2 separate regions of the Homo sapiens genome follow, and region 1 is linked to region 2. A link is a loop called in an ENCODE intact Hi-C map of the cell type or tissue named here. Cell type or tissue: heart left ventricle. All regions are shown on one strand. Links, peaks and the distances in the headings refer to the core of each region. The heading gives the core; the rest is flanking DNA. Region 1 overlaps EPS15 (epidermal growth factor receptor pathway substrate 15). Region 2 holds the start of OSBPL9 (oxysterol binding protein like 9).

Region 1 (16,843 bases), core at 5,205-13,204, 200 kb after region 2:
TCTTGAATTTGCTTAATTTATATAAGGGTTGGAGGTGGGGGATGGTCTTTGCATGATAAATAGGTTGAGGTATGGAAGGATCGGGCTGCAACAATGATTCTCATGGTAAGGGACTGTTTAAAATCACAACATCGCGACCCACATTGCGACCCATCTGACAAACGGTTAGTGAGCTCCTTGGCCATCTCAAATGTTTAAAAGTAACAGTGTACAAATAGCTTTATTTGTATGCTTTCTTCCATAGACATCTTAAGAACATTGTGCCTACGTATCCAAAACAGTTGATTTTTGTCTACATTTAAAATCTCACCTCAAGAAGGTGAGAAATATAAATGAAGCATGCAGTTGTCCCTTAAGTATCTGCTTTGGTATAATTTTCTCACTTTCCTTTATGCTGGAGCTAAATGGAGCCTGAGCTTACATTTTGGGTTATGTCTGAGATGGAAACTGAAATGTAGTCTTGAAGCTCGAAGGAGAAACTTGGCTATACTAATCTGGAGGACTTGTTAAATGCTGTCTTCCCTTCTCCATGTTGCCGCCTTTTACCTTTCCCTGCGACCCCAGAAATGTACTGCTGCAGAATTCTTTGAGCTTTTTCTCTCATTTTGTAGAAAAGAAAGTGAAGGGAGGTGTGTGTGTTTGTGTGTGCGTGTGCACGCATGATTTCAGTACAACTACAAATGGGCAGTTAAATTGTTACATCAAAAGTGACAGCTTTATTTTGCAATTCTGAATCTAAGGTTGCTTGGGATTCGTTCATAGCCACTCAGGCCTGATTAAAGCATATAAGAATTTAGGTAACGATGTTTCAAAGTAAAAGCGGAGCCCAGCATGTTTGATTTGAAGAGCAGAAGAGATAAATGCTGCTGTGGTTCTTTTTTTACTTTATATATACTGTTTGTATATTTGATCAATTGGATTTGATATATGGTCCTAAAATAGCTTTTTTTGAGATGTAATTTTTGATAGAGCAAATTGCCTGTGTATTAATAATCTTTCCCATTTTCTCTGTTGTTTCATTCTAAAATTGATGCACACCAGTGATTTAAGGGGAAATTAACACTTCAGTAAATGTCTTTTTCCTTAGTATTGTTGACTGTTTTTATTAGCCATTTTCATTTAATTTGACAGTGGTACCTAAGGGTTAACCTTACAGAGCTGATGCAACCCCTCCTTTTCTTTACCAGCAATTTTCATTGGACACTATTTCCATAGCAACAGTGACATCAGTGAAACCTGAGTGTTTCATTGATTATTTTTCTCCTCTTCCTTTTTTAATCTATCCTCTTTTCACCACATTTTAGTGAGAAAGCAATTTTTTTTTTACAAATGGAGCTTATATTGATTTTTATTTCATAAATAATTGAAAGAGGGTAGAAAAATCTGCCCTTCATTTAAAAATTGAATGTTTCACTATGTATTTAAAAAGCGATTCAGGATTAGGAGGATGGATAACCATACCAGCTGTAGCTGATGTTCTAAAATATTCTTGCATTGTTTGCTGGTCTTCTAGGGAAAAGAATAATGTGGAACAGGACCTTAAGGAGAAGGAAGATACTATTAAACAGAGGACAAGTGAGGTTCAGGTAAGTGACCATAAAATTTAGTGTTCCACTGCTGATTTAGGACTATTCATTTTAAATTTATATGGTTATTTACTATTTGCTGGATGTAGTATTAGGTCAAGAGAATGCCTAATGTTTATATTATATAAATGTTTATCTTTTCCAAGATGATTGTTCTTGCTTGGAATTCTGGCCTGCAAAGATTATACTGCAATGAGAAAGCAGTATTTTTCAGCATAGATTTCTAGTTTTGAAAGTATTTTTTAAATGGTACTTACCTGCATATTATATCATTAAAGGGGTAAGTTTGCATGACTTACAATGTTAATATTTTTGCACCAGTAAAATTAGAGTGAGATCATCATCTCATCATCATCATCATCATCATCATCAAAAACCAGTATGCTTTTTCATGCATGTGAGGTTTTTGTTAGCTAGGAGACCTAGTATGTTAAAGGACTGTTTCTCATAATACTTGTAGGGTGGGAGATGATACAGAACAATTTAAAGTAGCATTTTATGAGTAGCTTAGTAACCAGCATATCTTAAACTTTGGCATAAAGAGCTTTAGTTCATTTTCATTAGGTGTTGTGTTAAATTGTTTCATTTTACAAAGAGAAAGGATGACAAAAACCTCAGTTTTTGTTTGGGAAATGATAAAAATAAGGGAGTAGCAGTGTTTCTAACGTTAGAAATAGAGAAAACTGGGCAGTGCCTCACTTAGAGCAGTAAGCAATGCATGTGGCCATGTTATTGGGGTACTGTTTCCTTAGTGCTGCACCGGCACATAGAGGAGATTGGATATAGAAGCACTGGTAGCAGTTGCTAGTAAGAACTCTTGGATGGGCATTTCTTAATGTGTTGCTTGTATGTTGGATTTTCCTGCTTTTCCTAATAGTTTTAAGTAGGGAAAAACTCTAAATTGTGTTAGGCCCATTGTTTTGTTTTGATGCAGGACATTCATTAGAGATTGTCTGTCTGGTGGACTGTGCTAGGGTGGGGAGAATGATTTACTGAAGAATTGAGGAAGAAGCCAGAGAGACTTCTTGTTGGAAGTTGATTCTCTGATTGGGTGACTACATTTATTATATTTACTTGAATTTTCCTGAAGGCAGTGCAAGTTAAGAGATCATCATCAATATAATTCTCTCTCTGGCAGTGAGGTTAGGTGGGCATAAGAGGGTAAGTTATCTGAATTACATTATTTTGTGCAGTTTTTGAGCTTCTTAGGAAATGCAAAAGAGCCACACATTCTAAGCAGTTATTACTAAAAATAGTTTAAAATGGAAGATAAAATAATCTACACAAGTTTTCATAATTTGAAGAAATAGGTGTAGCTACTGATACAATTTTGGACAGCTTCTAAATTTAGCCAGTTACTGCTTTAAAGTACATAGGTTCTTGTGATAGACAGTATTTTGTTGAGTATATCTACCTGTTGGTTTTTCCCTGCTGCATTTTTTGAGGATGTGAATTTAAATACCCAGTTTAGAAGAGTGCTGAAATTTACATTGTTTCCTTCAGTTTAAATAGGCTATCCCTGAACATTTGGTGTCTTATAATTATAGAAGTTTTGTTGTCCATCAGAATTTCTCCGTGATTTGCTTGCCCTTCTTACTTAGTGGCAATGGTAAGGTGTATGTCTAACCTTAAGCTTTGCAAAATCCAAAATGTGTGATTGGCACAGGAAGTCGAAATGGTTCAATTTTTCCACATAGAGTGCTCTAAGTATAAGTAAGGCATCTTGGGCCATGGTAAGTAAAGACCAAGTAATAATCAATGAAAAAAATAGTGGATTAATTAAAGATTTGGGTTAGTAGATTCATTATTTATTCATTATACACTACAGTTATCTATGTTACGCATGGTAATGAGGTACTAGACTAAGAATGATGTGGATAGTTGACATCTACCAGTAATTAAAACTCTTATATTAGTGATCATTTTCAATTTTCTGAAGCAAAACTTACCATAGGTGGTAATAAGTATATTTCATTACCTATTTTGAGGTAACTCTGATTTACCCATTGGTACTGAGATGTAGACTGGAAATAATATGGATAATTAAAGTCTGTAAATAACTCCAACTCTCAATACTTACTTTCTAATTTCCCTGGCAAAAGGCAACTCACTGGAGCTATTAATAAATGGCAGAATCAAAGAGAGTGTATTTCACTGCTTCTTTCTGATCTACTTTCTAATGGTGATGCTAATGAGAAATGTCAAAATGAAGACATTGGGGAGGAGAAGTAAGGGAATTTTGACCTATCAGTACCTGCCGCACTTGGCTTTTTGAGTGTTCTTGCTTTTCTCCATATTAATAAAGTCACAGTGATAATATGAGCTCATATCTCAAACACAGAAATCAAACTTTTAAAGCCAAAAGCTTTAATTTTTTTTTTGTTTTGTGTTTATGTAGTCTGTCTAATTCAGTTAGAGTAGAAAGTCTGCTATGTAATTAATTTCTGAATTTTTGTTTCCTGTCTGTATTTCTGTTAATTACTGCCTTGAAAACTTTCTGTTTAGGATTTTTTCTTGAAGATGACTTCACATTTTATTTCATGAGATGATCACTGTTAGCTTGTATGAGATATATACCAGTGGATCAAGTTCTGTGGACAAATTAGGCCCAAAGTGATCCAATTCCAAGGGGGAAATGTTGTGAAAAGCCATTTTATCTAAAATGTCTAAGGTTTGGGTGTGTATTTTTTGTTTTGTTTTTCATAAGGGGAGAAAGTAGGCTCACATTCTTCCTACCTTAAAGAATTGCCTATGTATGATCTTATTAAAAATTTTTTTCTTCTGAGTAGTCAACAGATATTTTAGAAATTCACTCTCATATGCCTGGTTTCTTCAGTTTTGAGTAGAACTTTATAGCAACAATTTGATGTCAAACAAACTTGAATTCAGTTCCTAGCTCTGCCACTTCCTAGGTTTGTGATCTTAAGTAATTTAACCATTCTATACTTTAGTTTCCTCTTCTGTAACATGGGATAATAAAAATAACAAACACTTAAGAGCTGATGTAAGAATAAAATGAGATAATGCAGTAAAGTGCCTCACAGAGTGATTGGCACTTGGTAAGTGTTCAGTAAATGTTCTTACTAGCTGTATTATTCCGCACCCTACAATCATCTCTTTATTATCTTCTCTTCACCTTTAAGCTCTTTCTTCTCTTTCTTCACATAGGCCTCTTGGACATAGGACTCTTCAATTTGAAAATACCCCTTCCTTGGCTATTGCTGCCACTTTAACTACCAACTTATTTTGCTCTACTTTTATTGCTTTGTGTGGCCATTTTCCCCCCCTTCCTATCTTTGTAGCAACCCTGTACAGTCTGCTGCTTGCCCATACCACACTGTGCATTTTCTCCCCAGGGCCAAGAATAATCTTAAGGCCAAATCTGTTCGTCCTTCTTGTATTAGGTACTCCTTTCTTGGGTTGTATTCTCCTGGATATCTTCCTACCTCTCTGAACCTTTGCTTCCATTGACTTTGCCAAGGACAGATGGACAGACAGATTGTGTGTGTGTTTATGTGTGTCCTTTCTTTCCTTCTCCATAACCCCTGTCATCCATATGCTGATAACACCCAAATGTTTATCAAGCTCTCAACTCTCCTGAGTGCCAGTCCCACATCTCCAGTTAACCATTTTGGTGTTTATCATTTGAAAATCCGTGTGTCTAAAATGAATCTTATTGAAAAAACTTGGCTTCTGGTTTGAACTTTCCTATTTTTCTTTCTCACTACTGCCACCTGTATCGCCTAATATCTAAAATCTTAAAGTCATATCAGAAGTACTCACTCCATTCGCTCTTGCCTTTCCTCCTAAACCAATTTAGTATCATGACTCTCAGATGTGGGAATCTTTACTGTTGCTCACTGCCACCATTAATGATGGGAGGGTGTCATACCTCAGGTTATTGGAGACAGAGAAAAAGATGAAATACAAACCCTCCTCTTTTTTGACTGTCTGACTCTGTACTCTGTGCCATATATATTCTCCTTCTTATTCCCACTTTTATAACTTTTGTTGTTATAGTCCAGAATGTTCTCTACTTTCCTGCTTATGTGAATTCCACTCATGCCTTAAAGCCTAGCTCATATCCCACCGCTTGTCTTAAACTTTCCCTTCTCTGTCTCTTGGTCCACACCAGTCTTTCCTGTGTTGGAACTCCCAGAGGAAGGAATACGTATCCACTTATATATGGCATGAACCATATGTTACCTGGTAGTGTTAGCTTGGTGTGATGTGTATAGCTTCCAATATCTTCCTTCCTATATATTGTGAGTTCCTTGGGCTTAGAAATTGTGCCTTGGATCATATTTTTCATTATATTTGGCAATATATTGTTAGATGGAGGTAAATTTAAGGAAGCTGTTCACAGCAGAAGTGAATAAACTTTGGTTTTGTGTATACAATTTAAAATAAGACAATATAACTGGAACCCATAGGTAGAAAAGATTGAGAGCATAGTAGTTATCATGAAAAGTCAGACTTCTTGATATTGTTCATATTACCCTCATGTAAAAGAAGCTCCCTATTATTTATGTTTCATCATAAGATTCAGTAATTCAGAGTACTTGTCCATGTTTTTTATTTTAATTCACTTAGTTTTTTTCTTAGATGAAGAGGGATGACTTATCTTAGATAGAAATAAAATTAGATACATGAGCTCAGCATTCTTTTTCTGGCCATAATGCTCTTTAGAACATACTGGGAAGCATATGATTGAGAAATAAAGGCAGTCTGTTAATGGGGTTTTCTAACACCCACCCTAGTTTATTAGGCTTCCTTTCTGTTCATTGACTTAAACATCTTGTTCTATAGTTGATACATTTTTAATGTTAAGAATAGTCCTAAAACTTCCATCAGATAAAACAGTGTATCTGATTATTTCTAATTGTAGGTTAGTTTATAGAGGTTTTCTTTTAAAAATAAATAATTATATAATTATGTATAATATATAAAATATATTACTGATATTGATATGAACTATTAACATGATATGTTTGCATCTGTTTCATATAAAATACAGAGTTAAAAGGTTTAACTTTTCAGATAACTTTTAAAGTAACTTCATCAGTTGTACATCTGACTTGAGTTGCTAAAATGAAAGTTTTATTTTTTCATATGTCTAAAATTCTTAGGTATTTGTTTAAATTTTATTTCCACTACCCCATAGCACTTCATGGGGGATAGAGGGATAGCAGATAATTTGCCATTTTCAGTAACTTCAGTGATTTCTAGAAAACAGGACGTTTTCCTTGAAATTTCTTTTTAAGTAAAGCCAAGATTGCCAGCTCAAATATCCTTTAATTTCTAGATGAGTAACCTCGGATATGGCTTGCTTTGATATTTTTCTAAAATAAACCTTGGCACTATATTGCTCTAGTTTTGTTCACTTCATCCTTGCCATGCTTCAGCTGCTGCTATCTTCCTTTCTTTTGCTGTTGATGGCACTAGTAGGCAAGTAGACCATGATCAGGGGAATAAAGCAGAACTAGGAAAGCATCTGCAAATGTCTTCTGTCATTCACTGGAGGGAATGGCATTTGATAGTGCTGAGTCTGTGCACAGACCCAGGAAAGGATGTTCCCAAGGGCCACGTTTAGGAAAGAGAAAATTACCCAAGTTCAGCAGAAGACACTGTTTGTTAGGAGAACCTTCCACTGCTCTAGTTAAGGGCATGGCGGGGGAGGAGAGAGCAGGAAGAGAGAGAGAGGTACATCTGTTGCCTTAATTTAGTCTCAGGATAAGCAATCTGTACCAAAATAAAGTTGCTAAGTATATCTAGATGCTGATATTGATATTGAAATTGCATTGTGATGGTGGTAGCCTTACAAATAATTTTCCAGTGAAATTTGTTATTAGCATGTATATTTGCATGAGTTCATTTTGATTTTGTGCAGTTTAATAATTTTAATTCTGTATACTGGAAAGGAAGGCCTTTTTGTATGTAGTTTAGTGTTGGAATTTTTTTTTTTTTTTTTTTTTTTTTTTTTTTTTTTGAGACGGAGTTTTGCTCTTGTTGCCCAGGCTGGAGTGCAATGGCACGATCTCGACTCACTGCAACCTCTGCCTCCCAAGTTTAAGTGATTCTCCTGCCTCAGCCTCCCAAGTAGCTGGGATTACAGGCATCCGCCACCACGCCTGGCTAATTTTTTATTTTTAGTAGAGACGGGGTTTTTCCATGTTGGCCAGGCTGGTCTCGAACTTCTGACCTCAGGTGATCTTCCAGCCTCAGCCTCCCAAAGTGCTGAGATTACAGGCGTGAGCCACCACGCCTGGCCCAGAATTTTTATAGACCTTTTTTCATATTTAGAAATAGACATAGAGAGACATTAATTATAATGAATTTTAATATGGACATCGTTCCAGCTTGAAGTTTCTCATTAATGTTAGGTATTTCCTCAGTAACCTTTCCTTTAAGTCCTGTAGTTTTGTATTACTATGTGGATTTTTACTGAAGCTAAGAAATGAAAAAGGGCAGTGAGTCTGGGAAATTTGAATGAATGTGTTTGCTCTTTGGGAGAGAAAGGGCAGAAAGAAGTAAATATTATATTGGTTTGTTTATTTGTCTTCCTCTTACATAAGCCTGTCTTTTGAGGTTGTGTTTAAGTGGCTCACTAAAAATATTATTTATGAAAAATAGTTCAGTTTATTAAAGGAAACCAGCATTGATTCTATTATTGGTAGTTCTTACATAAAAATTTAGTCACATCAGAATATTTTTGTATTGGTATTTTTATATTTTATATTGGTAGCAATGTGATACTTAAAAAAAACAGCAAACTTGACATTTTCTGATTATAAAAGTAACATGGGTTCATGGTAAATTTGTAAAATGAAGAAAAGTATGAAAAAGATGTAAAAAGCCTTTCTAGAGAGAGCTATTGTTAACATTTTGCTGTATTTTCTACAAATATGTATAAATTTCTTTATATTAATTTGTGATCATACTGTATATGCCTCTGTATTCAGCTTTTAAAACTTAGTATCATGTCCTAGACATTTTCTTATATTGTGTGACCCTTTTAAGGTAAATTGTGTTTTTTGTCCCTGGATTTACAATAAAAGACATCAAAATTACATCTGGCTTTAAAGATATTATTAGAGACATGAAGTAGATAAAGAATATTTTTCTTTGGGGTATGAGGGAGGGTGGGGAATATGACTAGAGTATTTACTAATGGGGATAGATAACATATTTTTCCTATTCCCACTCTTGAACATTTTTAGTTAAAGGGAAAGAGAAAAAACTTTTTTCCCTCTAGGATTTAAAACATGCTTTTGGGACCAGCATATTGTTATATAAACCTATATAATAATTTTATGAACAAAGTAAGGAATTCAAAATAGATTATATTTTCTTTTTTCTTTTTTTTTTTGAGATGGAGTTTCACTCTTGTTGCCCAGGCTGGAGTGCAGTGGCGCCATCTTGGCTCACTGCTGCAACTTCTGCCTCCTGGGTTCAAGTGATCCTCCTGCCTCAGTCTCCCTAGTAGCGGGAATTACAGGCGGCCACTACCACGCCCAGCTGATTTTTTGTATTTTTAATAGAGATGGGGTTTTACTATGTTGGCCAGGCTGGTCTCGAACTCCTGACCTCAGGTCATCCACCCGTCTCAGCCTCCCAAAGTGCTGGGATTACAGGCATGAGCCACTTTGCCGGCTCAATAGATTGTATTTTCAAACTAACAAAATTACTTTAGATCTGCAGGTAACATTCTTTTAAAATATTTTATAGCTGAACTAGACCAAGCACTGTGGCTCATGTTTGTAATCCCAGCATTTTGGGAGGCCGAGGCGGGCAGATCATTTGAGCCTAGGAGTTTGAGACCACCCTGGGCAACATGGTAAAACCCCATCTCTACAAAAAAATTTAAAAATTAGCCAGGCGTGGTGGCACATGCCTGTAGCCTCAGCTACTTGGGAGGCTGAGGTGGGAAGATTACTTGAGCCCAGGAGGTTGAAGCTACAGTGAGCCGTGATTATACCACTGCATTCTAGCCTGGGTGACAGAGTAAGATCCTGTCTTAAAAAAATAAAGGTATATGCCACAGTGACATGTTAAAGCAGTAATGATTATTTCCAAATAATGAAAGTTTTAAATGTCAGATCAGCCTTGGTCTATAGATTATAAAAATACTGAATCAGTTTAGAAATGTAGGTATTATTTTAAAAAGTTTAAAAAGCATTTGTCATAGGTCAGTTTGGGGTATTAATAAATAGCTATAGTTTAAATACATAGTGAAGTGTTTCACATTATGTAAAAAGAATGTAAGTCTTTTCTTTCTGTCAGTCTCATGCGTGTTTCCCATTAGTTTTTCCCACATACTAAAATCCTATGATAGTTACAGTAATTGCTTAATTAAGCCCCTGGAATGTGCTAGGCATTGTACAAGATTTTGGATAATCAAAGAAAGATGAAGCATGGACACTGTCCTTTAGAAGTTTGTAATTTAGAGGTTAGCTATGATTACAGTGTATTAAGTATGACAGTAGAGGTTAGGAACAAACAGTAGAGTTTGAGCATAGGTGAAGGAAGCCCAAGATGAGTCAGACGAGATTAAATTTGGCTGGATTCTGAAGAATCAATAGTGGGTTTCCAGGTACATATGGTGTGGAAGGACATTGAAGACAGAGGTTATGGCTTGTGGAAAGGCATAGGGTCATTGAAATATGTTGTCTATTGGAGAAGGAATAGGGTCTTCTGAGGCTGGGACACAGGTGAATATGAGAGGAAAAGAAGGTAGAACCCAGAACTGAAGGTTTTAATGTGTCTTGCAGCAAGTTTTACTTAATCCTCTAGATAAGAGGGAACAACACATATTTTAAAAATAACAGTGACTAGAGAAATATCCTTTGCAGTGAGTTATTTTTTAAGCAAGTTGGACATTTGGAATAGGAAGAAACAAAGGGAGAAAACCCAGTTGTATGTCAAGGAAGGAACGATGAAAGCTAAAATAATTTGGTAAACAGCTTAAAGAGAGATTTTAAGGTAGAATCTATAGGACATGTATGAATGGAGAAAATCAAAGATGAATCTGAAGTTACTAGACTGGGTGATACAGAAATTGAAGTCATTTTTCTCTTTTGGCATGGGTTTATTCAGAGCCAATGCCATGTGCATATCTAAAGTCGTATCTCTATATGGTATGGATTAGTTAACAGTGTAGGCAAGGTTAAAAATTTAGACATGAAAAAAATTAGGCATGCTGGTAAATTAATGATAAAGTACTAAAGGAGTTCACCAGTTTGAAACTGTGATCACACAAACTCACGGAATGTTAGCACTGGAAAGTCTTTCATGATCATCTATTGTGTTGGCATTTTTAAAGGAATTTTTAAAATAAATTATAGTAAATAATTGATAAACATTTTTGTCAAAGGAATCAGAAAGAGAACATCTAATTCTTTTTTATTATTATTATACTTTAAGTTCTGGGATACATGTGTGGAACGTACAGGTTTGTTACATAGGTATACATGTGCCATGGTGGTTGGCTGCACCCATCAACCCATCATCTAGGTTTTAAGCTCTGCATGTATTAGGTATTTGTCCTAATGCTCTGCCTCCCCTTGTCCCCCACCTCCCGACAGGCCCCGGTGTGTGATGTTCCCCTCCCTTGTGTCCATGCGTTCTCATTGTTCAGCTCCCACTTATGAGTGAGAACATGTGGTGTTTGGTTTTCTGTTCCTGTGGTAGTTTGCTGAGAATGATGGTTTCCAGCTTCATCCATGTCCCTGCAAAGGACATGAGCTCATTCTTTTTTATGGCTGCATAGTATTCCATGGGATGTATGTGCCACATTTTCTTTATCTAGTCTATCGTTGGTGGGCATTTGCATTGGTTCCAAGTCTTTGCTATTGTGAATAGTGCTGCAATAAACATACGTGTGCATGTGTCTTTATAGTGGAATGATTTATAATCCTTTGGGTATATACCCAGTAATGGGATTGCTGGGTCAAATGGTATTTCTGGTTCTAGATCCTTGAGGAATCGCCAGACTGTCTTCCACAATGGTTGAACTAATTTACACTCCCACTAACAGTGTAAAAGCGTTCCTGTTTCTCCACATCCTCTCCAGCTTCTGTTGTTTCCTGACGGGTTAATGAGAGAACATCTGATTCTTAAGAAACCTAGGCAAAGCAAAACTCTATATAATACAATAAAGAAAAATTCAATTTAGAAGGGGCATAAGCATATTTAACTAAGATTTAAAATGTACTTATTTCCTCATTTAAAATTTCTTCTCCTTCAATATTATAATTTCAAGTCTCTTAAAATAAGGACTGAATTAAAATACAGAAATTGTTTTTCTTCCAGAAATCAAGTGTCCCTGTATCTTAAATTCTCTGTACAGTTCCATTTATCAGTCCTTTGTGCAAGAGTTAGCAATTCATGGCACAAGGGTCACTTTTTGCCTTTCTTTGCAGAGTTGATGATACTCATCAAACATTGTCCGAATTCCTCAAGTATCATTGAGGAATTCAAAGGCTACTGCCTTTGAGTTTCCCTTTTTGTCTGCCTGCTCTGCCTGGGCTTTAAAGGAATTTTTTAAAGAAAGCAACATGATATTTTTAGACTAACCAGTTGGTTAAGAAAATATAAGATAAAAAGCAATTATTGAAAGCATTGTTCAGTGTTCTATTTAATCACAGAAACATCTGCATATATTTGAAAAATAGTGACACATGTGAGACATTTAGTCTGCAGATGGTATGTCACATGGTGGTTAAGAGCTCAGGCTGTGGAGTCAGAACCCACTTTGAATCCATAGCTTACTATTTTTAACTTTGGACACATTACCTACACATCAGTACTTCAGTTTTCTCATCTGTAAAATATGAAATGATATCAGTACCTAACTCGTAGATCTGTCATATAGACTATAAATAAGTTAGTATATTTAAAGAGCCTAGAGCACAACCTAGCACATTTTAAGTAGCATTTAAAGTGTTGGCTATTATCATAATGGTGCTATCTTGTGTAACCTATGCAGTAATTCAGAGACCTTTTACCTGTAAGTTTCTCTTCTGTTCTTAGATTCTTATTCTGGTGAATGACTGTTGGGACCTTTGAATAGATATTATTTTTAGAAATTTGTGTTCAGTTTTACCTCACCCGCTTTGAAATCTTTGCCTACCTCCTGCTGACAGATACTTCGGAGTTATTAATCCCTGAGCCACTGCGCCTGGCTTTTTAAAAATTTCTGTAGTTCTTGTTATTAAGCATGAGGTCTGGTATGTACATGGATGAATAAATAACATTTTCAAAATGGTTCTTTTTTTGTTTTAAGAAATCTTTTCCTACACTGAGATCTGCATTTCTTCTACACATTTTAAAGTTAGACTTTTACATTCAGGTCCATTATTTACCTGGAATTAATTTTTCTTTTTTTTTTTTTTGGAGACAGTGTCTCACTCTGTTGCCCAGTCTGGGCATGCTGTGGCATGATCACAGCTCACTGCAGCCTTGACCTCCTGGGCTCAAGAGATCCTCCCATCTCAGCCTCCCAAGTAACTGGGACCACAGGCACGTACTACCACGTCCAGCTAATTTTTTTTTTTTTGAGATGGAGTTTCACTCTTGTTGCCCAGGCTGGAGTGCAATGCATGATCTCGGCTCGCTGCAACCTCCACCTCCTGGGTTCAAGCAATTCTCCTGCTTTAGCCTCCCGAGTAGCTGGGATTACAGGCATGCGCCACCACGCCCAGCTAAATTTTTTTTTTTTTTTTTGCATTTTTGTTAGAGACAGGGTTTCTCCATGTGGGGTTTTTTTTTGACCAGAGAATCTGAGAGGGGAAAGATTGAGCTTAAAACAGATTTGTGGGGAAATTCCAGGAGTTCTATTTTCAACATGTTAGCAAAGCCCATCACATGTCCAAGGACAGATTTGAGTTAGCAAATTGAATATCTAAATATGGATTCTAGGAAAGATGTCTTCAAGTAAAGATTGTATTTAAAGCTGTTAAGTACCCTAGTCTCATCAACACAGTATACTCAGTAAGACTTTATTCTTTCTTAAGGTAGATTTAAAATTACTAACTTAACCCTCCCCTGCCCGCAAAGAAAATAAATATATTAATTTTCTTGGATTTTAGGATCTTCAAGATGAAGTTCAAAGGGAGAATACTAATCTGCAAAAACTACAGGCCCAGAAACAGCAGGTACAGGAACTCCTTGATGAACTGGATGAGCAGAAAGCCCAGCTGGAGGAGCAACTCAAGGAAGTCAGAAAGAAATGTGCTGAGGAGGCCCAACTGGTAATGTCTGGCTGTTTCCTGCTGCCTGCACCTATACATTAGTTGCTTTTCCTGGCTTAAGATGAAAACATTCTCTACTTTTTGTTATTGATGGTGGTGGTTGGCAATCCAGTCAGCATTTGGGTTCATGGGGGCGATGGAGCAAGGTTCATCCAGAAATTACAGGCCTTCTTTAGAGGAAATAGAAGGGCAGTTAATGAACTGTTTTTCCAAATTTTTGTTGGAAATATGGTGCCTATACCTTCAACTCTCCTCTGTCCCTCCCCCAGTTACCCTTCTTTACGAAAACCATACATCAAAAAACATCATAATTGGCTGGGCACAGTGGCTCACACCTGTAATCCCAACACTTTGGGAGTCTGAGGCGGGGGGAATTGCTGGAGCCCAGGAGTTGGAGACCAGCCTGGGAAACATGGAGAAATCCCATCTCTACAAAAAATATGAAAGCTGGTTGGGTGCAGTGGCTCACGCCTTTAATCCCAGCACTTTGGGAGGCCGAGGCAGGCGGATCACGAAGTCAGGAGATCGAGACCACGGTGAAACCCCGTCTCTACTAAAAATACAAAAAATTAGCCAGGGCGGTGGCGGGTGCCTGTAGTCCCAGCTACTCGGCAGGCTGAGCCAGGAGAATGGTGTGAACCCAGGAGGCGGAGCTTGCAGTGAGCTGAGATCACGCCACTGCACTCCAGCCTGGGCAACAGAGCGAGACTCTGTCTCAAAAAAAAAAAAAAAAAAAATTGAAAGCCAGGCGTGGTGGCCCACATCTGTAATCCCACCTACTCGAGAGGCTGAGGTGAGAGGATCACCTGAGCCTGGGAAAGTTGAGCCTGAAGTCTGAAGTGAGCTGTGATCGTGCCATTGCACTCCAGCCTGGGTGACAGAGTGAGACTGTCTCAAAAAAATAAAACATCAACAACAACAACAACATCAAAAACTCCATAATAGGGCTAGGTATGGCTGGGCATGTTCCTATAGTCCCAGCTACTCAGGAGGATCACTTGAGCCCAGGAGTTTGAATCCAGCCTGGGCAACATAGCAAGACTCTCTCTCTCAAAAATTAAATTAAATAAATTATTTGCTATTGCTGTCAAAAAAAACACCAAAATAGTAAACTAAACAAATAAATGTATTGCATTTTGGAACATTTTAATGACATCTCTTCTTTTAATCCCCATTTCTTCTCATTCACTTTCACATTATAGATCTCTTCTCTGAAAGCTGAATTAACTAGTCAGGAATCGCAGATCTCCACTTACGAAGAAGAATTGGCAAAAGCTAGAGAAGAGCTGAGCCGTCTACAGCAAGAAACAGCAGAATTGGAGGAGAGTGTAGAGTCAGGGAAGGCTCAGTTGGAACCTCTTCAGCAGCACCTACAAGATTCACAACAGGAAATTAGTTCAGTAAGTCTTTGTAAAGCAAGAAATATATTCAAATGGATCCTCTGTGTCCTTTAGTCAGTTATACTTTCCAACTTCTGCTCCTTCAACCTCTTGCCTAGTTTACTGTTCATTTTTCAGTCATTTTATACAATAGGTTTTTTTGTCACCTGTTATATATTGAAACTATCATACATCTTGTATATCTATCTGATGATTATCATTGGAGTAGTGATTAAGAGTGTGGGCTTTGTGGCTAGATGGTCTAGGTTTAAGTACTGGTGTGCCACTTACTAGCTAAATCACCTTAGTATCAGATTCTTCATCTTCAAAATTGGAGGATTAATAAATACCCTACCCCTTAGGGCCACTGTGAGGATTAATGAGGCAAAACCTGTAAGACATTTTAGCATGGTGCTTGGTACATAAATGCTCCATAAGTGTTGCCTGTTTTATAAACAATAACCTAGTTTCTTCTGTTTTGTGATTCTAATTTTGAATTCACATTTGCTAATTTGGAAACTTTTTTCTTAAGGAAATTGTTCCTTCTGTAGATAAATTTGCAGTGTTATAGTTGGTCTTATGTATAGATCCTTTGCTTTATTTCCAGGTTTCCCTACATGAAGACTAATGTTTTAATGAATGATAAGATAGTTAGGGCTCGGCATGGTGGTGGCCCATGCCTGTAATCCCAGCACTTTGGGAGGCTGAGGCAATGGATCACTTGAGGCCGGGAGTTCGAGACCAGCCCTGCCAACATGGCCAAACTCTGTTTCTACTAAAAGGTACAAAAATTAACTGGGCATGGTGGTACCTGCCTGTAATTCCAGCTACTTGGGAGGCTGAGGCACGAGAATCACTTGAGCCTGGGAGGCAGAGGTTGCAGTGAGCTCAGATCACACCACTGCACTCCACCCTGGGCAACAGAGTGAGAATCTGTCTCAAAAAATAAAAACTAAAAAAAAAAGGATAGAAACACAGAGATCATGGAGTTGATTTCTTTCATTATGAATTTGAACAAACTAAAGCCAAGGAAGTTCAAGTAACTTTCTCAAGGTTACATATCCTTGAAAAGAGCTACATCTAAAATCCAGTTCTTCTAAAACCCAGTCCAGTGTGCTCAGTTATTACATATAATGAAGTCCTTCACTTTTGCGCTTCCTTACCCCCTGTTATCTGGCAGCTGAGTACCTACCTACTCATTCGTCATGCAAGATATACCTTAAATTCTTATTTCTTTATGGTATTTTCTGCATCCTGCTTTTGTTGGACTTTGTATTTATGTTACAGCAATAATAAGATTTTTCCCTGCATATTTGCTTATATGTCTGTCTCCCCTAGCAGAGTCATGGTTTTGGTCTGGGAACTTACACATTTTTAAAAATCCGTATCATTTAGCACAGTTCTTGTCCCAGTGTAGGTACTCAATAAACAGGTAACCTGAAAGAGTTGTTGTAGTGAGAATGCTACCAGATGAATGGGTATTCTTTAAAGTATTTTCTTTTTTTGAATCTCTTTAAAAAAAAAATCCATGTATACTAAAATTTCAAGAGAGAAATACTTATTGTCAGAAATTACTGAATCTTTTCTCTAAGTCACGTAGCATTCCCAGAGGATTCTTCTTAAAGGA
Region 2 (16,843 bases), core at 3,052-11,051:
TTTACCATGTTGGTCAGGCTTGTCTTGAACTCCTGACCTCAAGTGACCCACCTGCCTCGACTCCCAAAGTGCTGGGGGATTACAGGCATGAGCCACTGCACCCAGCCCATTTAGATTTAGATACAATTTTTCTTTTGTTCCTTTTATAATTCTAAAGCTACTCTATTAGATTTGGACTACTAAAATGTACCATATAGCCAGGCAAGGTGGCTCACACCTGTAATCTCAGCACTTTGGGAGGCTGAGGCAGGTGGATGATCTGAGGTCAGGAGTTCAAGATCAGCCTGGTCAACATGGTGAAACCTCGTCTCTACTAAAAATACAAAAATTAGCCAGGCCTGGTGGTGGGTGCCTTAATCCCAGCTACTCGGGTGGCTGAGACAGGAGAATTGCTTCTACCCAGGAGGTGGAGGTGGTAGTGAGTGGAGATCGTGCCACTGCACTCCAACCTGGGTGACAGAGCGAGACTCCGACAAAAAAAAAAAAGTACCATATATAAGCTCAATAAAAATCATATTTGATATATTCAAGAATGGTTTACTTAGAAAAGAATAAATTTGCTTTTAAATGTTTGATGGGAGTGGTGCTGATACCTTTCCAGGAGAATCTGAGACTACTTTTACATGTTTGCAAGAGAAATATATACATTTAAGCTATTCAAAAATCTAAAATCTAATAATTAGATGGTAGATTTTTTTATCATCTACTAAACATTGCTAAAGACTGCCAAATAACACTTAAATGTGTTTTGACTAGCAGTGGTTTTAAAATGCAAAGTCATTACAAGTCTCTTCCAGACAGTGTGTAACAGCAAAGAACATATGATTTCTCTAACGACTCCTTTTACAAGGAATATCTTGAGTAGCCCAGGTAACTTACTAATTCAGTTTCTAACCCTCTCTCCAAAAGCAATACAAATCAAGAAAGAGGGTTAAACATTTGTGGGTAATGACTAAACAAATCATATTTAGCTATTCCTTAGCTATTCCTTTTTCCAGTTCCCACTGTCATTGTCCTAAATCTTTACTATACTCCTTGCGTCCTGACTGTATCCTCATTTTTAACATTGACCTTGCTTCCCATCCCTACACCATTTAAGCATATTCCTATTTTAGAAACTGTTCCCCTCCATTCCACATTCCATGTCCTCTTTGCCCTTTCTACAATGAAACATCTTGAATAACCTCCATTCGCTTCATATATTTCCTGCCTCCTCTTTACTCTTCAAGCCACTCCAACCTGCATTCCATACCTACCACTCCATGGAAACTGCTCTGCCTAAGAACATCAATGATGTTCATCAATCCAATGGATATGCTTTAGATCTCATCTATTTAATCCTTTCAGCAGTATTCAAGCCAATTTACTACTTCCACCTTGCCATCCATGACTGCCACATTCTTCTAGTTTTTCTCTTACATCTCTGGCATCCCTTTTCACTCTCCTGTGCAAGCTTTTTTCCTCTGCCAATCCCTTAAATTGTGATTGTGGTGGTTTAAAATTTGTCCACAAATTCTTTTCAAAAGATAAAGCCTAATTTCCCTCCTCATGTCTGAAATTCCCATCCCCAGGAGCATGAGTGGAATTTAATGGCTTGTCTCTAATGAACAGAATAAGGCAGAAGTGGTGGTCTCTGACTAGGTCATAAAAGGGATTGAGGCTTCCTCTTTGCTCTCACTTGGATCACAGCCAGCTGCTCTGTCATGATGACACTTAAGCAGCTCAATGGAGAGGCTACCTGGTGAGGAATGAGGCCACCTTCCAACAGCCAGCAAGGAACTGCCACTTTCTGACAACAGCCATGTGAGTCATCGTGGAAGCTGATCTTCCTGCTCCAGTCAAGCCTTTCAGATGACTGCAGCACTGGCTAATATATTGACTACAACTTCATAAGAGACCCTGAGCCAGAACTCAAAGTTCTGACCCACGAAAACTATGAGGTAACAAACTGTTGTTTTAAATTGCTACATTTTGGAGTAATCTGTCATAACGCAATAGATAACTAAATCCAGTGGTATTTTCCAGAGTCCTATCCAAAGATCTCTATTCTACTCACTCTCTCAACTCTCCATATATGAAAAACTAATATTTATCTGCAGCCCAGATTTATTTTATGTTTTACTGACTGATAAGAGGATATGCAGCCCAGATTTTTGTCCCAAGCTCCAGACTGTAACACATCTTTATGTCAATTTCAACATGCCCCAAAGCAACCACTTCTCTCCCCCAACCTGTTCTTCCTATCTTCCTTTTTATCATTCAACCAGCTCAAGCTGAAAACCTGGATGTCTTCAGACTCTTCCCCTTTCACTCACATCCAATCACTAAATCCCATCAAAAGCAACCTCCTGATTACTTCTCCGCAACCATATTCTTTAAAATAAAAAAAAAAACACACATTTCACCTGAACCTACTGATCAATTTTAACATCATAGAGAGACAAGCTAACATCATATGCCTCTTGATTTGATAGGTTCCACCTATATTCTTGCCCAAAAGAAAAAAAATAAATTTGATTAAGCTTTCAGCTCAAATTATCAATTTATATAGGAAATACAGAGGACAAAGGAACCTGTTTAAACATACCAAAATGATGCTTCCAACAAAATCCAAAATGCAGAAAATTCTACAGAGTAAATGACCTGGTGTCTTAGACAAATAAATGGCCAAGAAAAAGAGAGGGAGAACTAGAGATTAAAAGAGACTCTATAATTTTATATGCAGATCTTGTTTGGAATTCTGACTCAAACCAACTGGTAAGGAAGAAATGTTTGCGACATTCTAGGAAATTGAACAGACTGGATATTTGATATTAATAAATACTACTATTTAGCTGTAATAAAAGTGTTTTGATAACATTCTTTTGAAAATAGAGGGACCTTAACTTTCTTTTTTTTTTTTTTTTGAGACGGAGTCTTGCTTTGTCGCCCAGGCTGGAGTGCAGTGGGACCATCTCGGCTCACTGCAAACTCCACTTCCTGGTTCAAGTGATTCTCCTTGAAGGGAGAGGCTGAATTCTTGGCCTCCCAAGTAGCTGGGATTACTGGCGCTGGCCACAGCAGGGCAAATTTTTGTATTTTTAGCAGAGATAGTGTTGGCCAGGCTAGTCTTGAATTCCTGACCTCAGGTGATCTCCCCGCCTCGGCCTCCCAAGGTGCTGGGATTACAGGCGTGAGCCACCATGCCTGGCCACATACTGAAATATTCACAAGAAATAATAATCTGGGATCTGCTCTAAAAATAATTCAATAGAGGAGGAAGGAGTTAATGGGAGTACTAATAAAACAAGACTGGCCATATGTTGATACTTGTATAAGCTGGATGAAATGAATTCATTTTACCGTCCTCTTTAGTTTTATGAATGTTAAAAATTTTCTATAATAGGCTGGGCACAGGGGCTCACGCCTGTAATCCTAACATTCTGGGAGGCCGAGGCAAGTGAATGCTTGAGCCCTGAAGTTCGAGGCCAGCCTCAGCAACATGGTGAAACCCCGTCTCTACCAAAAATACAAAATTAACCAGTCTTATCAAAATAAATGAATAAATAAAATAGATTTATTTTTTTAAATTTCTATAATAAAAGATTTTTCAATAATAATAAAAAGTGCTTACAACACTGAAATAGCTCTCCACTGCCCTGGGGATAAAGTTCAAATTCCTTAACATGGTTTGCCAAGAAAGCCTTTCATTATCTGTCCTCCTGCTTAGCTCCCCAGTTCATCTCTCACTACTACCTACCTCACAGCCCAACCTCCAGAACTGACAAGCTGCTTACTCTTCTCTCCTCCAAAAAACTTTTATTCCCTTTGTCTCAAGCACTTTTCCCTCTCTGCTCATACGGCTAATCTCTCCTCATCATTCAAGTCAAAACAAACCTGCTTCTCCAAGGAAACCTTTCCTAACCCTTCAAGACTGAGTCAAGTAGCCCACCTATGTATCCCCCTGTGCTTCCTCTATCACAGCTCTTATCTGGTATGTCCCCCAACATATTATAGGTACCATGAGAGGATGAACAATTTCCATCTTATTTGCCACTTTAACCCCACTTCCTAACAAAGTGCCAGGCACACAATAGGTACTCAGTAACCTTTCATAAATTAACAAAAGGCACAAACTCCTCTTTCTAAACTTCCAATTCCTCATAGATCTATAACTCCCCCAATTTCCTTCCTTCCATATCTTCTTTTGTGATCATAAGCCACATAAACAATTGGTTGCTCACATAGTGTTCCTAAATTTATATCCTTAGTTCTCCCTGGCCATTTCATCTAATAAAAATTCAACTAAGGTGAGGCTTGTGTAAATCTATTCAGTTCACAACTATCGCAATGATCCTAACCCAATCCTGAGATTACCTCAAGAACAATTCTCAGTAAAGCCAACTCTAAAGCAAGGTCACTCTAGTTTAGTTCAGGGTTTTCAGAACCACCCTAGAATATATTAACAACCACAGAGACAGACTACAGGCCAAGTGATTTTGGAAACAAGAAATAAAGTTATGCTATTCACTGCCTTGCTTGGAAGGCTACACAACTAATTCAGATATTCTTCCTGGAAGATGTAGCTCCAAGTTATTAGCCACATGCAAATCATTAATATGTACCTTCAAATCCTTCAGAATCCGAATGGACTGAAATAATGTCATGTGTGTAGAATTCATTGCCAATATCCAATGTGTCTCCTACCTTCCCTTTTAAGTAAATATCTATCCTTTTCCCCTCTTCACTAGACCTCCTCTAATTTGAGATTGGGTATCATTTTATTTTCACAAGATGGTACAACAATTGTCTGTTGTTTCTCTGTAAGCAAATACTTCAATATCAAGGAACTAGAAAAGAAAAAAAATCTTCTAAACAGCTGTTAGTGAGAAATATGATACTTCCTTCCTCTGGCAAGGATAATATTTTAGGGAATCTAGTCTCAAAAAGAAGGATAAGCATTGAGGGGGAAAAAAGTATTTTTTTAAACCCTATATTTAGCCAGCAAGAAAAGAGATATTTGTCCAAGTATTCAAAAACTGAAAGGGCAACAAAGCAGAAAAAGGATACATGAAAAGAAGAAAAAGAGGAAAAAGGAAGATTCTTTCTGGGCTAGGCATTCCCAAGAACCTCAGCTGGGGGCCTCTCCAGTATGGTCCTAGATTCAGATCCACACAAATTTGGGATTTGTAAAGTAACTTAACTGCATAGTGTCACTCACTGAAATCACTCTATCTTGAATAGAGTTTACGGGATTTTCTGATTATCACATCTACTTAAACCCAATATTACTTTTCCTTTATCTAAGCCATGGGTTTCATAATTCCAGAGTTTTCAGGACATAATATTCAGTTGCCTCTCTTTCATGCCCACCTAAAGACAATCTTGAACAATGTGTTTAAGACTCATTAAGGTTTAGTCTTTTTCCCTTTAAAAACTATGTAGAGAAAGAAAGCTGATAGTTGAAGGATGATGAAAGTAATACTTTTACTCTTGCAAGCTTGCCTTTAGTAACTCACAACTTACACTTTTCTCCTTCCTGTAGTGAAAGCGAAGTTTAGTAGAAAAAGTCAATAATTTGGCATCCTGATTCCATCACTTAGTGCTATGTGATGTTGAGCAAATTGCTTTAAAAGCCTGGAGCCTCAGATTTCAAAACTGTAACTGGGGATATTAAATGGAGATAATGAATAACCACCTTGCAGAGTTATTAGGAGTGAAATGAATTAAAGGACTCACCAAGCTAGTATATAAGCTCCAGAGAAGAGGAACAGTGAATGTCTTTTTTACTGTCTATTCTTGCTGGCATGAAAACGCACATAGCAGCTCAATAATATTTTTTAAATGAACAAATAAATTCAGTGTCCCCTTTCTCTCATCAACCTTAATCCTTCTTCCATAATCATGTTTTTCTTTCTGTCTTCTATTATTTTCTAAAGCTTTCTGGGCATTCTATTTTGTCCTCTTATGTATTTTCTTCCCTCATATCGGCTATCGTCAACTATACACCATTCAGAGAAAGTACCTTTCTAAGTAAGTTATCTCCCTAATACCACCTACTCTCCATATCGAATGCGATGAGGGTGGAGGGGATAGTCAAAACATAAGATTCAAGGCCGGACGCGGTGGCTCACGTCTGTAATCCCAGTACTTTGGGAGGCCGAGGCGGGTGGATCACCTGAGGTCAGGAGTTCAAGACCAGCCTGGCCAACATGGTGAAACCCCGTCTCTACTAAAAATACAAGAATTAGCAGGGTGTGGTGGCGCATGCCTGTGATCCCAGCTACTAGGGAGGCCAGAGGCAGGAGAATCGCTTGAACCCGAGAGGCAGAAGTTGCAGTGAGCCGAGATGATGCCATTGCACGCCAGCCTGGGCAACAGGGCGAGACTCCGTCTCAAAAAAAAAACCACACACACACACACACACACACACACAACCACGTAAGATTCACAGCAATTCATCTACTTTTCCACGGCCACCAACTCATGTTAACAACAGTGAAGCCCTGAACCCAGAATGTAACTGTAAGGGGACACTGCACTATCACTTGTCTCTCTTCGCTGACAAGAGTCTCGCGTGTAGGAAATCCTTGGCTCTCAAAAGTTAAGGCGTCGTTTGAGCTCGCCTCCCGCTAAATAGAGGGGTGCGTCCCTTGAATGAGACACACAACCTGAACCGACTGGAGGGATTTCGGACCCCCTGGTGTTGCCCGAGGGCTGGTCACTTTTGGACCTGTCCCGGCTCCTCTGGCCACTCCTCCGAGGAAGCAGAGCTCTTCAATCCCTGGAGGGAAGCTAAGGGGTGCGGCCGGCTACAGGGCCTTGGTGGGACAGTGTAAAGTCCATGACAACATATGAAGACAGCATGAACCGCAAGACTGGACCTTTTAAGCCATGACTACGATCACCCTTACCCGCTCACAACCATGCTGGACCCCACTACCGCTTAATAGCGGACCCTAAGAAAGAAACTTGGCTCACCCCCAACCCATAAATCAGACAGCTAGTTTCTATTTATTGGCTGCGCCCCTCTCTCCCTCACCCTCATTGGCTATCCGAGACGTAAAACCCTCCCCAACAAGGGAACCCTCGCGTACGGCGGCACCCCCAGACTAGCAACCTCAACTCAGCCACCTAAAACCCCGGTCCCCCACCTCCACCCAGGAAACGCGGCCCCGAGGCGCCTGGAGCTGTGCCCTCCAAGGACTCACCGTGTAGTAGGAGAGCAGTCCTGCATTGTAGTCCAGCACGAACCAACGGTACTGCCAGCCCTTCATCACGTTAGTCCATTTGCTCAGCGGCCCTTCCATGATGGACGCCATCTTGGGAGCCGCCAATGACAACAAACGGCCTGACGTCACTCGCCTATATGGCATTCAGCATGCGGGGGGCGGGGCCGCAGGGGGCGGGGCGGGTCCTGGGCGGGTCCTGGGCGGTGCCGGCAGATGCTCCAGCGATCAAGTCAAACACGCTTTCTTAGGGCGCCTATTGTGTGTAGGACTCCATGCCACGGATGCGAGAATGCAAACGTGAATACTGCTATTAAGATTATTTATAATCTGTCATGGGATTAGAGTAAAGAAAAAAGATTATGAACATATTAATAAATAATTTTACTGGCCATGATACCTTCCACTTCCAAAAGATTTCATATCTGATATTCATTTATGCATTCATTCCACAAATCCATTCATTTAATAAATATTCGCTGTTTTGTGCTAGGCATTCTTCTAGACATTGGGGATACAACAGAGCCTTCATGACAGGTGAGGGGAATGGTAAAATAAATAGTAAATTATATCGTACATTAAAAAATCATAAATGCTATGGAGAAAAACATAAGCAAGGAAGGAGAGAGCGCTGGGACTGCTATTTTAAATTCCCAAACAGGGAAGGCCTGAGTGAAAAGGTAACTTTTAAGCAAAGACCTGAAGAAAGCGAAGGAGGGAGCCTGGTGGAAGAGCCTTCCAAGACGAAGGAATAGCAAATGCAAAGACCAAATGTTAGGAGTGAGCGTGGCATCTTGAGGGATCAACAAGGAGGTCAGTGTGCGTGGAGCAGTGAGCCAGGGAGAAAGTGGTGGGAGATAAGGTCAAAGAAGTAGGGATAGATCACTAACAGCCTACAGGGGCAATTTAAGCATTTATTGGCTGGGCGCGGTGGCTCGCACCTGTTATCCCAGCACTTTGGGTGGCCGAGGCAGGCAGATCACTTGAGATCAGGCGTTCGAGACCAGCCTGGCCAACATGGTAAAAGCCCATCTCTACTAAACATACAAAAATTATCTGGGCGTGGTGGCGCACCCTGTAGTCCTAGCTGAGGCACAAGAATCACTTGAACCTCGGAGCCGAGATTGCATCACTGCACTCCAGCCTGGGTGACAGAGCCAAATTCTCTCTCACACAAAAAAAAAAAAAAAAAAAAAAAAACCAAAGGATTTATTGACCACCTACTATATCTAGGCACTGTTGGAGGTCCTGGGAATACAGCAGTGAATAAGCTCTCTCAGAGCTTAAATTCTGTGGTGAAAGCAAACACTAAACAAGTAAACAAGAAAAATATCCAATACTGATTAACACTGCAAATAATTTAATAAATTATTTTAATAGGAAGTCAGTGGGTAGCTAATTTATAGGGGGTGGTTATAGGGCAGGCCTCTTAGGAAGTGGCTTTAAACTTAGATATGGAGGATAAGAAAAGGCCAGCCGTGCAAATATCAAGAGAAAGAGCTAAAAAGGAAACTAAAAGATGAGGCACTAGCTGGAAACGGAGGTGTGGTCAAGGGAAGGGCTTTCTTTGTCCTTTTTTAAAATTATTATTTAGATCGAAGACACTAGAGAATATTACTTTGCTGATTTTCAAGAGAGGGAAAAACTGGGGACATCCTAGAGAAAAGAGAGAATAGCAGCAGTGAAGCCCTTCATAAGATTGAGACCTCTTTTTGTGTTGGCAAAACACTGGAATAAAATACAAAAAAAGAAAGAAAGGAAAAGACTGAGACCCCAAGCCCAAGTGCAAAGGTTGACTTTTGATACTAGCAGAGATACTTTATCCAAAGTAACAAGAAAGAAGAGCAGAGAGTATGGGTTCAGATGCCAGTGGATCAGTAGTTAGATGGTATAGAAATGAATGAGTTTCTGTTTTTTTTGTTTGTTTTGTTTTGTTTTGTTTTGTTTTTTTGAGATGGAGTTTCACTCTTATCGCCCAGGCTGGAGAGCAGTGGCACGATCTCGGCTCACTGCAACCTCCACCTCCCAAGTTCAAGAGATTCTCTTGCCGCAGCCTCCCAAGTAGCTGGGATTACAGGCGCTCGCCTGGCTAACTTTTGTATTTTTAGTAGAGACGAGGTTTCACCATGTTGGCCAGGCTGGTCTCAAACTCCTGACCTCAGGTGATCCACCCACTTCGGCCTCCCAAAGTGTTGGGATTACAGGTGTGAGCCATTGCGCTGGGCGGAGTTTCTACTTCTAGTTGAGGAGAGGCTCAAAGCTTAGTACTTAAGAATGTGGATCCTGGTGCCATAGTACCAGGGTTTTAATATCCAGATTCATCACTTAGTAGCTATATGGCCTTAGGCAAGTTTGCTAACTTCTCTGTGCCTCGGTGTCCCCTTCTTTAAAATGTGAGTAACAATAGTAGCTGTCTACAAAGGTTGTTTCAAGGATTAAGTGAGCTCCTATGGGTAAAGAGCTTAGAACAGAGCCTGGTAGATAGTAAGCACTCAATTAATATTAGCTCTTATTCTGCAATTATACAGGCAACAGGAGAAATAAATAAATAAATAAATAAATATTAGTTCTTAGAATTTTCCCAAAGAAATGTGGTGTGGGCCGGGCTTGGTGGCTGACACCTGTAATCCCAATGTTTTGGGAAGTTGAGGTGGGAGAATCGCTTCAGGCCAGGAGTTTGGGACCAGCCTGGGCAACATAGTGGGACCCCATCTCTACAAAAAAAATAAAATTTAAAATTAAAAAAAATTTGTTGGTTATGGTGGCACACATCTGTAGTCCTACCTACTCAGGAAGCTGAGGCAGGAGGATTGCTTGAGCCCAGGAGGTCAAGACTGCAGTGAGCCAAGATCATGTCACTGCACTCCAGCCTGAGTTGGATGCCAGACTGAGACACTGTCTGTAAAAGAAATTTGAAAAAGAAGTAAATAAGAATATATCTCTACAAGAAATTTGAAAAAGAAGTAAATAAGAATATATCTGAAAGGGATAGCAGCCAAAAAAATGAGCATCCTGTTTCTCTTTTCCTTTCTTTTCCTTGGGATCGCCTCTTTTCTATAGATTACAATTTAATAAAGGTTTCTGGGAATAAGGTAGACGTTTGGCATCTTCAAGAAAGCCAGGCCAGGCTCAGTGGCTCATGCCTGTAATCCCAGCACTTTGGGAATCCAAGGTGGGAGGACAGCTCGAGCCCAGGAGTTACAGACCAGCCTGGGCAACAAAGTGAAACTCCTGAGCAACAAAGAACAGCCTGGACAACAAAGTGAGAGCCTGTCTCTACAAAAAATTTAAAAATTAGTGAGGTTGTGGTGGCTCATGCCTGTAGTACTAGCTACTTAGGGGGCTGAGGCAGGGGGATTGCTTGAGCCCAGGAGGTCAAGGATACAGTAAGCAGAGATCGTGCCACTGCACTCCAGCCTAGGCAAGGCAACAGATCAAGACCCTGTCTCAAAAAAAAAAAAAAGAAAAGAAAGAAAAGGCAAGGCTTGGTTTAAGAGACATGGTTCCTATTCAGGAGCTAACCAGGACATGAAACATGCATGCAACTGAGTGTGGTACAAAGCCATTTCTGTTTCTTTTTGGATATTTTTTTTCTTATTAATTCCACCATTTATTATCTACCCTATGCCAGGGACTGTGCCAGGAATGTTATATATCTTATCACTTTTAACCATCACAATAACTCTGTGAGTATTTTAATCTCCACATTTTACAAATAAGGAAACTGAGATTCAAAGAAATGAACAAACTTACCCAGGTACCTGAGAGTATTAATTAGTGAATTAACGAGTATCTGAGTCCATATAAACACATACCTGTCTTTTCATCATGCTACATGGCCTCCTCAAAACACACTATACACTTCCTATAGAAACTTGATGTTCCAGACTAATCAGCAGAATAGCTCATGTTGCGGATGTCTTTTGGGATAAGCAAACTGTGGGGATCTTGAAACATCATGACTCAGATTGAGTTAAAAAATTTACATAGTGTTCATTAGTATCCCTCCATTAGCTTCTTAACAGCAGGAACCAGGCCTTATCTTTGTAGTCCTAGAAACTAGCCCAGTTCTTGGCACACAGAAGGTGCTTAATAATTATTGTTTGATCTGAATTATCTGTTCCATTGAAACTGACCAAAAGGTTTCAAGGATTGTGCTAAACTCCATGAGTTACGTTGTTTCCTTTATTCCCCTCAACAATCCTTCAAGATTTGTACTATCACACCCGTTTTAAATATGAGGACACTAGAACACAGAGTTATTTAGTGGCTTGCCAAAAGTCACACAACTAGTAAACAGCAGAACCAGAATTAGAATCTAGGTCTTTGCATGCCAGATCCATTTCACCCCAGCAGCAAGCTATATCTTCATTGTTTATGTATAAATGTCTTGATCACTTCTCAGTTATTTGGCTAAGATTAAGTGTAGTAAATAAATGTCTTGGACATGACACAGGCAACATCATCAACTTCTAAATCAGTTTTAACTTTCATCAGGGTCACCAGGCATCAGCAGGCTCTACTTAGCTTCAAATGTCAAAACACAGGTCATCAGGGAAAGCCAGGATCAAGTGCAGTTCTTGACTCATAAAACCATGTCCATTTCCACAGCACTTTTTCTACATTCTACACAAAGTGTCAAACTACATTCTTTAAATAATTAGCTAAAGTTACACGTGGTGGAGACACATCGGCTATAGTTCCTACATTCCTCAGTGACTGGCATCTTGTGGAAATGATGTGGCAGCTGATGCATAGCAGAAAAAAAGGACTAGACTCAGAACTGAAAGGTAGAGTCAATGTTAACCGTAAAACATCAAAAACTCGTCAAGGACAGGAGCTGGGACAGATTCATCCTGCCATTCAGAATATCAATAAATATTAAAGACATGATTTTTGAAAGACCATTCTGGCAGCAAAACTGAGGACAAAATGGAGAGGAGCAAGATGAGATAAGAAGACAAAGAGAGTTTTAAAAAGCTAATCAAGCAATAGAGAGTTTCAGTTTGGACAATGACAGCATGGATGAAGAATAGGAAAGATACTATTCTGTATATTTATTGAGAAACATTTTGGAGATAAGATTTTAAAACTCACTAAGCAATGGAATTAAATGAGGAGGGAGTAAGGAGAATCAGAGATAATACCAAGGTTTCTAACTTTTGTAACTGAATAATCATTTAGCCAAGTTTTGTTTTGTATGTATGTATTTATTCATTTATTTATTTAGAGACAGAGTCTCACTCGGTCACCCAGGCTAGAGTGCAGTAGCGCCATCTCAGCTCACTGCAACCTCCTGCTCACAGGTCTAAGCGATTCTCCTGCCTCAGCCTCCTGAGTAGCTGGGACTACAGGCGCCCGCCACCACGCCCGGCTAATTTTTGTATTTTTAGTAGAGACAGGGTTTCACCATGTTGGCCAGGCTGGTCTCAAACTCCTACCTCAGGTGATCCACCCCCCACCCCTTGACCTTCCAGAGTGTGGGATTACAGGTGTGAGCCACTGTGCCTGGCCTGTTTTGTTTTTAAAAAGGAAGAACAAGAATGGCTTGTGTTTCTCCATAGGAAGTTTCCTTCCTTTACACAGCTGTTTAGACCATTAATTTTTTCCCTTAGTTTCTAGCAAAAATTATTTCCAACTTTTCACAGCCAAGAGTGTAGGTACAAATTACTTCATAATGCATTCTGTTGTTGTTGGTTTGCTGTCTTCTCTTCCTAAACTTCACACCAACTGCTTTTTGTTATTGCTGTTATTGTTGTCATGTTTCTTAATTGGTATTTGTCGAGCATCAAATAAAACAACATTCCTACAGTGTTGTTTTATTAAGGAAAAACACAGAAACCTACAAGACATTGACTGTCCTTTGCTGGGTGTAGAGGAAACAAGATCATGCTTATATTTGGTAGAAGCAAAATAAGGCATAGCCTGTTTTGTTCACAGTCCTGTTTTTTTTTTTTTCACCCTTTCCACTAGCTACAGAGCAAGAAAGTGAAACATCAAGTTTAGGAAAAGCTATGATTTTCAGGCAAAAGAGAGTTGAGAAAGGGAGAGAAAATATTTTAGGAGATTTAGGTTCTGTAAGTGTTCTAAGGAAAGAAAAGAGGAATGAACTGATCTTTTGTCTTCTCCTTCCAGTGTCCCCTTGGAGACCCACATCTCAGCTACCTCGGGCTTTAAACATTTTACAAACACCCTCCTTCACAGATGGAAGTGACCTTTCATTCTTTACAGCCCCATCTACACCCTGAACAAACATGTAACAGTGTCTGGGACAACCTATTGCATCTACTCATTGAGTGCCTGGTTCTCCTATCTCTTGGGTTCTTTGAGGACTCAGTCATATGTGCATCCACAAGCTTAGCACAGTGCCTCACGTAGACAACATGGAACACAAAGCCGCAGGCAATCTGCTTAGCAGCAGCAGGCAATCTGAATAAAAGGGTCAGGGAAGGCTAGGGAAGCTGGATTGCCAGAAACCATTTTTACTTACGCTTTGTACTTATTTGGGTTGGCTGAGAGGAGCTCATAGAGATTAGGGAGCTAATTCTCCCAAGCCACTTTCTTGAATAAATGATAGTCAAGGAAAAAGTAGCTTCTCCAGCTAAAATCTCATTGAGGTCAGTGACTTATTCACCTCTCTATCTCCAATATAACAATACTGCCTGGGGCATAGCAGCCCATGTTGAATGTTTGTGAAGATGATCTGAATTAAGGTTAGGAGTTCAAAACCAGCCTGGCCAACAAGGTGAAACCCCGTCTCTACCAAAAATACAAAATTAGCTGGGCATGGTGGTGCACGCCTATAATCCCAGCTACTCAGGAGGCTGAGGCAGGAGAATTGTTGAACCTGGGAGGCAGAGGTTGCAGTGAGCAGAGATTGCGCCACCGCAGTCCAGCCGGGGCAACAGAGCAAGACTCCATCTCAACAACAACAACAACAACAACAACAACAACAACAAATATCAGTTCCTTTTTGAGAGTTTCTTTGGACACCCACACCTGTGCCCACCCCCAGATAGAGCTAATCTTACCTTTACTATGTTCCACAGTGAATTACACATTCTAATTCAGGTAGCAATTATCTCACAGCGTCCTTAATGAGTTCATCCACAGTGTATTGTGACAAGAATATTCTACATTGTAAGATATATGTGTGGGGCCGGGAGTGGTGACTCACACCTGTAATCCCAGCACTTTGGGAGGCCGAGGCAGGCAGATCACGAGGTCAGGAGTTCAAGACCAGCCTGGCCAACATGGTGAAACCCCATCTCTACTAAAGACACAAAAAATTAGCCGGGCGTGGTGGCACATGCCTGTAATCCCAGCTACTCAGGAGACTGAGGCAGGAGAATCGCTTGAACCCAGGAGGTGGAGGTTGTGGTGAGCCGAGATCACGCCACTGCACTCCAGCCTGGGCAACAAGAGCAAAACTCCGTCTAAAAAAAAAAAAAAAAATAGACATTCAGCCGGCAAGTGGATATCCTAATTTGGAGCTCAAGAAATAAACCAGTGCTGGAATTACACATTTGAGTTTTAATCCATAGGCGGTAGCTGGCCAGGAGTGGTGGTTCATGCCTATAATTCCAGCACTTTGGGAGGTTGAGGCATGAGGCAGGAGGATCACTTCAAGCCAGGAGTTTGAGACCAGCCTGGGCAACATAGCCAGACCCTGTCTCTACCAAAAAAAAAAAAAAAAGCCAGGCATGGTGGCACATACCTGTAGTTCCAACTACTCAGGAAGCTGAAATTGGAGGAGCTCTTGAGCCCAGGTGGTTGAGGCTGCAGTGAGCCTTGATGGTGCCACTGCACTCCAACCTGGGCGACAGAGTGACACCCTATCTCTAAAAAAAAAAAAAAAAAAGGAGAGAGAAGGTAGCTGAAGGCATAGGAAGCATTGAGATCAGGGAATGTGGATAGAGTGTATGGTTCAGGATGGAACCCTAGAGGACAGCAAAATTTAAAGAAGAGGAAAAAGAAGAGAAACCAGGAAAAAAGATTAAGAATCAATAATTAGAATGGGGAAAAATGAGAGAGGCTTGAGAAAGCTAAGGCCTACGGAAAATACTTCAAGATCAAATGCAGGAAATTAAGAGGCATTCTCCTTGGTGAACTCTATTTCTATATGAATTAGGTCATTAACAGATAGGAAGGGGGAAGGGGAGGTCATAGAATTAGACAGTGAACTTTAAGAAGGTGATGAAGTGTAAAAGGCAAGAGGGAAGGGCTCTGTGAAGTGAAAAAAAAAGGGATGGAAGTAGCAATAAGGGTCCCTCTGAGTTTAAACATACAAACTATTGGTAGCACTGGCTTATCTTGTTTTGAATGGTTGAGGGATTTTTTTTTTCCCCCAGCAATTCTCAGCAGCCTGTGTCTAGGAACACAGGAGGTGCATCACTGGAATTATCCAAGGTGAGAGAGATTTATAAGGTAGGTGGAGGAAGGAAGAAGTTGAGAGTAGCTGGTTAGCCTATATGTTAGAGTAGGTAGTTAGGCGGACAAGAGCAGGGCAGGAAAGCCCCCCCCCCCAATCCAGGAATGTCAGGTGACCATCAGATGATGGTCAGGAGATTGTTAAACTATCTCTCTAAAATAATCATTGAAGGCCAGTTGTGGTGGCTCATGCCTGTAATCCTAGCATTTTGGGAGGCTGAGGTGGGTGGATCACTCCTTGAGGTCAGGAGTTTCAGACCAGCCAGGCCAACATGGTGAAACCCTTTCTCTACTAAAAATAAAAAAAAAAAAAATTAGCTGGGCATGGTGGCACACTCCTGTAATCCCAGCTACTGGGGAGGCTGAGGCAAGAGAATCACTTGAACCCAGGAGTCAGAGCTTGCAGTGAGCTGAGATTGCACCACTGCACTCTAGTCTGGGTGACAGAGTGAGACTCCGTCTCAAAAAATAATTAATTAAATAAAATAATAATTGGTCGCAGCTGGTGCCAGGGAAAGGCAGTCTCCCAACAGACAGAAGACACTTGAGGCTGATGATCAGCAGCTTCCTGAGAAGATCTCAGGAGTTGGATGAGTGGGCTCAAGCATGCACACTAAGAGGCAAAATGGTGGAGTTTAACTTGTATATGACCTTCCTCTAGGAACACTAGACTGGTAAGGGAAAAACGCCTTAAATGAGCATATGCACAACTTCAGTAAATACAGTGTATGCGGCCCGCCCAAGTGCTGGCAGGCCAGTGTGCATGCGGACAGCCTGCCCCAAGGAAAATCAAGAGAGGAGAGATGCAAGTCCTGGAACCATGCCAATGTATAAAACCCCAAGTCAGGGGTCAGATGGGGCACTTGGATTTCTCAAGTCATCCACTTGGCCCTCTTCCAAGTGTACTTCCTTTCGTTCCTCCTCTAAAATTTTTTAATAAACTTTCATTCCTGCTCTAAAACTTCAGTCAGTCTCTCACTGTGCCATATGCCCCTTGGCCAAATTCTTTCCTCCAAGGAGGTGAGAATTGAGCTTGCTGCAAACCCGTATGGATTCACTGCTGCTAACAGATAGACATAGCTGATGAGATCTAGGCTGATTATGGCAGGAAAGGAGAATAGATTAGGAGGAAGAAGCCAAGAGATTGAATTGGATCTCCTTTGAGGTTAAAGAGAGACTTAGTGGGAATAAGAGAGCTGGGAGGA

What was found. Peaks named below come from ENCODE experiments on the same cell type or tissue, not always from the same donor. Only the 100,000 strongest peaks of a DNase experiment are listed, where the experiment ranks them.
Region 1: a loop joins it to region 2, with 2.7 times the contacts of the local background. A loop is called at or near these places in 2 of 110 quality-filtered maps.

What each region holds. Positions count from the first base shown.
Region 1 is chr1:51,406,529-51,423,371 of GRCh38, reverse strand. It overlaps EPS15 (epidermal growth factor receptor pathway substrate 15), which reads left to right. Exons shown (of 25, transcript NM_001981.3): 13 at 1,514-1,586; 14 at 13,676-13,837; 15 at 15,040-15,237. Among named protein-coding and RNA genes, the nearest start is that of TTC39A, 84 kb to the right of the region's middle. RefSeq lists a silencer at 12,289-12,489. In heart left ventricle, for the core only: no CTCF peak of the experiment used is centred there; no DNase peak of the experiment used is centred there; H3K27ac peaks cover 2,223 bases.
Region 2 is chr1:51,607,569-51,624,411 of GRCh38, reverse strand. OSBPL9 (oxysterol binding protein like 9) reads right to left here and starts at 7,320. Exons shown (of 24, transcript NM_024586.6): 1 at 7,191-7,320. The coding sequence starts at 7,301. LOC105378719 (a long non-coding RNA gene) reads left to right here and starts at 1,868. Exons shown (of 3, transcript XR_947339.4): 1 at 1,868-1,940; 2 at 7,702-7,745; 3 at 13,344-13,429. RefSeq lists enhancers at 1,779-1,918, 1,062-2,261, 5,807-6,714, 6,715-7,623 and a silencer at 16,096-16,278. In heart left ventricle, for the core only: no CTCF peak of the experiment used is centred there; DNase peaks (open chromatin) are centred at 6,771 and 7,341; H3K4me3 peaks cover 3,220 bases; H3K27ac peaks cover 1,537 bases.